Linked DNA regions of Homo sapiens: region 1 is linked to region 2. Evidence: read pairs that join two places in POLR2A ChIA-PET (ENCODE). Cell type or tissue: Panc1. All regions are shown on one strand. Each heading gives the region's core, and the rest is flanking DNA. Links, peaks and the distances in the headings are about the cores only. Region 1 overlaps HPCAL1 (hippocalcin like 1). Region 2 has its middle 18 kb from the start of RRM2.

Region 1 (2,906 bases), core at 256-2,755, 180 kb after region 2:
AGTCACTCCTCAATCTCCTCGTGCCCTAGGCCCTGGAAACCAATAATTTACTTTAGGTGTCTCTGGATTTGCCACTTCTGGACATTTTATATCAAGGAAATCATGCAATATGAGGCCTTTTGCATCTGGCTTCCTTTACCAAGCACAGTGTTTTCATGCACCGCCAATGCTGCGTGTGTATCTGTACTGCATGCCTGTAGATGGCGGAATAATATTCCAATGTATGGATAGACCACATTTTGTTTATCCATTCATCTGTTGATGAACATTTGGGCTGTTTTCACTTTTGGCTATTCTGAACAATGCTGCGAGGAACAAGTTTTTTTTGTACAAGCGTGCAAGTTTTTTGTGGATGTATGTTTTCATTTCTCTTAGGCAAATAGAGAGACACAATTTTACTTTTTATTTATTTTATTTTTTATTTTTTTAGAGACAAGGTCTTGCTCTGTTGCCCAGGCTGAAGTGCAGTGGCGCCATCATAGCTCACTGTAGCCTGCAACTCTATGGATTACATGTTCCTCCTGCCTCAGCCTCTTGAGTTGCTGGGACTACAGGCATACCCCATCATTCCTGGATAATTTTTAAATGTTTAGTAGAGATGAGTTCTCACTAGATTGCCCAAATTCGTCTTGAACTCCTGGGCTTAAGTGATCCTCCCAAGTTAGCCTTATAAAGTGCTGGGATTAGAGGCATGAACCACTGCACCCAGCCACAGTTTTAAATAGGGTGGTCAGAGAAGGTCTCATGAGAAGGTGACATCTGAGCAAAGACTTGAAGAAAATAAGGGCAGAAGCCACACGAAAACCCCAGCAGGACAGCAGGTGCAAGGGAACAGCAAGTGCAAGGATGCTTCCACCAAGGGGCTGGAAAATGAAAGGCTTGACTTCACCAGCTGCCTCCCAACCAGGGGGCCCAGTGAGTTTAGGCCTCACTGGCCCTTTCTGGCTGAGGGGCAGCCTGCTGCGAGGGGTTTCCCTTTCTGAATAAAGAGTCAAAGTCCCAAGACAGATGATTTTTGACCCATGCATCTTCTTCCTGCCTGGAAAGCAGATGTGATTCCTGGAGATGGGGCAGCTGTTCTGTGGCCATGAGGTTGAAATCCATGTGCTAAAGACAGTAGAGCAGAAGAAGACTGGGACCTTGATGGCATTCTTGAGCTACCGCCTGAACCTTGGATCTCCTGCACCTGAACTTTGCTCTGTGACACAAAGAAGACCCTTTCTTATCTAAGCCACTCTTATCTAAGCCACCGCTTGTCACGTTTTATGTTGTTTGCAGCCAAATGCATTCCTCATTGATGGAATGTCCAACATTGTCCCCAAGTCCCCCAGATAGATCCCTGGGGGCTCTTGACAGACAGACAGCAGGCAAGCCTGGGACACACGCTGCCCCCTTCTGCTTTCCTGTCCCTCCATCGTGTTAAGCTGGTCTCTCAGGTGGGCATCAGGATTCAGCTATCCCAGGCTGACCCTGAGGTCCACCATGACTGTGCTGCAGCCACCACCACTGGCCGCTTCATGGCATGTTTCCAGCACAACTCTCTGACCTGGCTCCCCCGGTTCCCCAGACGCGTTCCCCACGGAGTCCCAGCGTGTATGCATGGGGTCACGGTGCTCCACGCTCTCAACCGTTGGTTGCAGGTTCCCGTCCAGCCTCTCAAGCTGGCTGCTCCCCTTTCTCAGTTGTCCCCTGTGCCTCTTGTACCCTAACTTCAGTGTTAGAGCACCTTTCAGGGGGAATGGCGTAAAAAAGCCTTCCTTTCCAGTAGACAGAGTGCCCTGGCCAGCAGAGGCCAAACACATTCCCATTCAGCTTTGTTTCATGCTGGATCTGGCCCCAGGCCTGCACCTGGCCCTGGCAGTGGGCGCACGTTAGGTGGGATTGCTGAAGACAATGGGTGACTGAGGCAGTTACAGGTGTCAGCCCCAGATGAGGCTCCCCAACCTGTACCCTTTACCCTGGAGCTGGCCCCATCTCTCACAGCCCAGTGGTGTACTACCTTAGGTAAGCACCAGTTGCGCCTCACTCTAATGAAAATAATAAAAGCTCAAATGACCAGCACTGTCCTACTGCTTTATACGCATGACCTCAGGTAATGAGAATTAGCCCACATCCATTCATTCCACAAATATTTATGGAGTGCCTACTGTATGCCAGGGATTCTTCCAGGCACTGGGGAGACATTTAAAAAACAATAACAACAACAACAAAAATCTGCGTCTTGTCGGAACTTCCATATACACTTCCACTGGCTACTTCATGGAAACATCTGGAACATCTGATTTTTCTAGTCTTCCCATTACTAAATGTGGCACAAGAACGTAGTCTAAAGGATGTACTTCACCATGCAAAAGCTCTTGTCATTTCAGAAAAGGAAGGAGAATTAAGTAAAATGTACTTCAAGAAAGTCAGTTAAGAATTTTTCCAGTTAATGAAAATTTAAAATGATTGGCTTTCATCTTGCTGTTTTCCAGGGTCCCACTATTAAGAACTCACTCATCCTGTTGTTATTAAGGGTGAAACCCAGACATTTCCTTATGTAAAAGCCAATTAAAATAAATTAAATGCAAATACTGTTTCATTGTCATGTCAGTTTTGAGAACCGGATCAATCAGAGGTTGTGGAAATGCCAAAGTTGTTAAGGCTGTGGTTACCATGACAACAGCTCTATTGTGTAAGTGGTCTGTTATTTGGGAATTCTTCCTTAGGTCAGGCTAACAGTGATGTCATTTCTCAGGGAAGGGGACGGAGTTCTCTGGAGTCAGGTCTGGGGCCAGGAGACCTGGTGAGCAAAAACTGGGGTTCAGCCAGAACTACCAGTTTTGTGACCATGGGAGACAGTCCCTTCCCCTTTTGCCTCAGTTTCCTCGCTTTGGGGATAGCCATTGCACAGCTGTGAGTATATT
Region 2 (2,906 bases), core at 278-2,777:
AATCACCACATTGCTGGGGGCGGATGAGGGGACAGTTAGTGGATTTGGGGTCTGTTCTTTCTCATCTCTCTTGGTGACCCTTCCCCTCCATCAGGAAATGAGGTGCTGAGCCATCTCTATGGTCCCAGCCTTCGGTTTTGCTCTGTTTGGGGCGTTTCAGAGAGCTGGACTGTCCCAGGCCCCTTGGGAATTGGAAGCAAGTCCTAGAACTTTCTGGAACACAGAGAGTGGTCTGTTGGGCCTTCCTTTGCTTCCTCAGTTCCCACCCTCCTCCTCCACTCCTTTCTAGGACTTTCCTTCCTCCACCCCTGGATCCTCCAATGTTAACGGAGCAGGGGTCAGGAAATAGCCCGTGGGTGGGATCTGGTTCACCGCCTGGTTTTATACATACCAGGAGCTAGGAATATGTTTTAAAAATCAAAAGAATGGCTGGGCGTGGTGTCTCATGCCTGTAATCCCAGCACTTTGGGAGGCTGAGGCGGGTGGATCAAGAGGTCAGGAGATCGAGACCATCCTGGCTAACACAGAGAAAGCCCCTCTCTACTAAAAATACAGAAATTAGCTGGGCGTGGTGGCGGGCACCTGTAGTCCCAGCTACTTGGGAGGCTGAGGCAGGAAAGTGGCGTGAATCCGGGAGGCGGAGGTTGCAGTGAGCCGAGATTGCACCACTGCACTCCAGCCTGGGCGACAGAGCAAGACTCTGTCTCTAAAAAAGAAAAGAAAAAAAAATCAAAAGAACATTTCGTGTTGCATGAAGATTCTATGAAATTCAAATTTCAGGGCCCATAAATAGCTTCGTTGGGGCGCAGCCACACTTGTTTGTTTACGTATGGTCTGTGGCTGCCTTCACCATGGATAAGAGACTGGAATAGCTGCTGTGGTCTGTATTTTCTATCTTTACAGAAAATGCTTGATGAGCTCTGAGTAAGGCCTGACCATGTTCCTGAGAGCTCCGTAGTGGACCTGATGGGAAAGTAGTGGATGGCATTGGTGGTGGCTGAGCCAGCAGGGTGCCTGCTCAGAGAGCCGGTTATTAATGGAGTGCTAACCAGTCACTCTAGATGAGAAATACACAGATCACATTTAAACACAGGGAAAGCTGTTTACAGGAAAATGATAAAATAGCAGAACGTAAAGTTATGGGTATACTGTGCTTACGTTGTCATAAAAATGTGTACATATGGATAGAGAGGAAGGTGTCCCACGTGGAGAAATGAAAAGGTGCCTTAGGGGGCAGGTTGGGAGTAAGAGCAGTTTTTCTTTCTATTCTATTTTTCTGTTTAAATTTTCCTATAATGTTCTTATAATAAGTGTTGATGAGCACTCGCAGCCACCAGGGGAAGCAGCTACCCAGGCAGAAGGCTATTCTGGGTCTCAGGTGGGCTTTAGGGAGAGGGACCCTGAGCTCTGGACCAGGGTTAGGAGGAGGTGCCCCGGGCATGTGGAGGCTGGCAGCCCTCGCTCCTGTGAACTGGCGGCTGGGGCTGCATCTCGCCCACGTCGCTGTCATGTGCGGGGCCCACGTTGTGAGTTGTGTGTCTGCTCACTATTGTGCTGTAGCCTCTGGAAGTTGCTTAGGAGCTTGGGATTTCGTGGAGAGGTGGGAGTTAGTTGCTTCTGTCCAAAGAGGTCGGCCAATGGGGGCCATTCTGAGTTCAGAAACCGCTGGCTTGGAGCCCGATGGACCCAGCCAGGCCCAGCTCTGCTGTTGACCAGTTATGTGCTCTGGGACTCAGGTTAAGTCTGTGGGTGGCAAAACTGGCACCTCCCATCCCATCTTCCCTCCATCCCCTCCCCCCACCCCCATGTCTCACTCTGAGCCTTAGGGAGTTGGTGCCACCTAGCTACGCTCACTGACACGCATCTCATGCTGTGCTAGGATGTTGTCCCCATGTTAGTGTGCCCTCTCCAGGGAGACTGCCAGCCCTCGTGGGTGTGCATCTTCTGCTTCTGCATCCTTGGTCACTGCCAGCAGAGGTCTGGGCACATGGTGGTGGACAGTGGCTATTAACTGTGGTTGTGCTGGAATGGAGGAGGCCTGGTGTCTGGTCTTGGAGTCAAGAATGCATGTGCTTAAGGATTCCAAGATCACACGGAGGAGGGTATGATTAGCTCTGGGAAGCGGGGAGGCAGGAAGGAGGGCAAGAGACCTCGACCTGTTCTTGGGAAGGAAAGAGCAGGTGAGGGTGGGGTACTGTTCCAAGCACGGGAAACAGAGCCCCAGGAGGTGGCCATGGCCTGGGGCTGGGGCTGGGGCTGGGAGGCGGTTGCTCCAGCATGCAGTCACTGAGCCCTCCTGTATGCACTGCTGCAGGTGCTGGGAGACCGTGAAGTGCAAAGCAGATGGAGTCCAGGCCCTCGGGGAGACAGCACGCCAGTGAGGGAGATGGAGACCAATCACCCACCCAGTGTGCGGTAAGTCAGACGGTGACAAGCTCTGAAGACAAGGAAAGCAGGGAGGAAGGGGCGGGCTATGCCCCTTGCTCTTTCATGTGGGGAGCCAGAGGGAGCCAGAGGATGTGGGGATCGACCACGTGGTTAGGGGAGGAAAGCATGTTTCAGGCGGAGGGTGGGCAAGCGCAAAGGCCCTGTGGCAGGCGCGTCTGTGAGTGGTCAGAGCAGAGTGAGGGGTGGGAGATGGGGCTGGGTCAGTGGAGTGGGTGTGTACATGCAGGTCTGCAGACCCAGGTAAAGAGTCTGGATTTCATTTCTAAGGGGATGAGAAGCTCGGGAAGGTCTGACCAGCCTTACGTCTTGAAAGGGAATCCCCTGCTTCTGCGTGTCAGGTGTTACTCGGGGTGCGCCAGTGGAAGCGGGAGGCAGTTGCAGCTTTCAGGTGAGAAATGATGGCAACTCGCACGGTGGGGGAAGAGGGGCCACTGTGGAGGTGGCTTGCGGGGCCTGTC

What was found. Peaks named below come from ENCODE experiments on the same cell type or tissue, not always from the same donor. Only the 100,000 strongest peaks of a DNase experiment are listed, where the experiment ranks them.
Region 1: POLR2A ChIA-PET joins it to region 2 with 6 read pairs; 4 of 35 experiments call an interaction of 5 or more read pairs at or near these places.

What each region holds. Positions count from the first base shown.
Region 1 is chr2:10,321,612-10,324,517 of GRCh38, forward strand. All of the region lies in intron 1 of HPCAL1 (hippocalcin like 1), which reads left to right. Among named protein-coding and RNA genes, the nearest start is that of HPCAL1, 20 kb to the left of the region's middle. In Panc1, for the core only: no CTCF peak of the experiment used is centred there; no DNase peak of the experiment used is centred there; H3K27ac peaks cover 1,138 bases.
Region 2 is chr2:10,139,540-10,142,445 of GRCh38, forward strand. It overlaps a transcript of RRM2 not described here. Among named protein-coding and RNA genes, the nearest start is that of RRM2, 18 kb to the left of the region's middle. In Panc1, for the core only: a CTCF peak has its summit at 1,823; no DNase peak of the experiment used is centred there.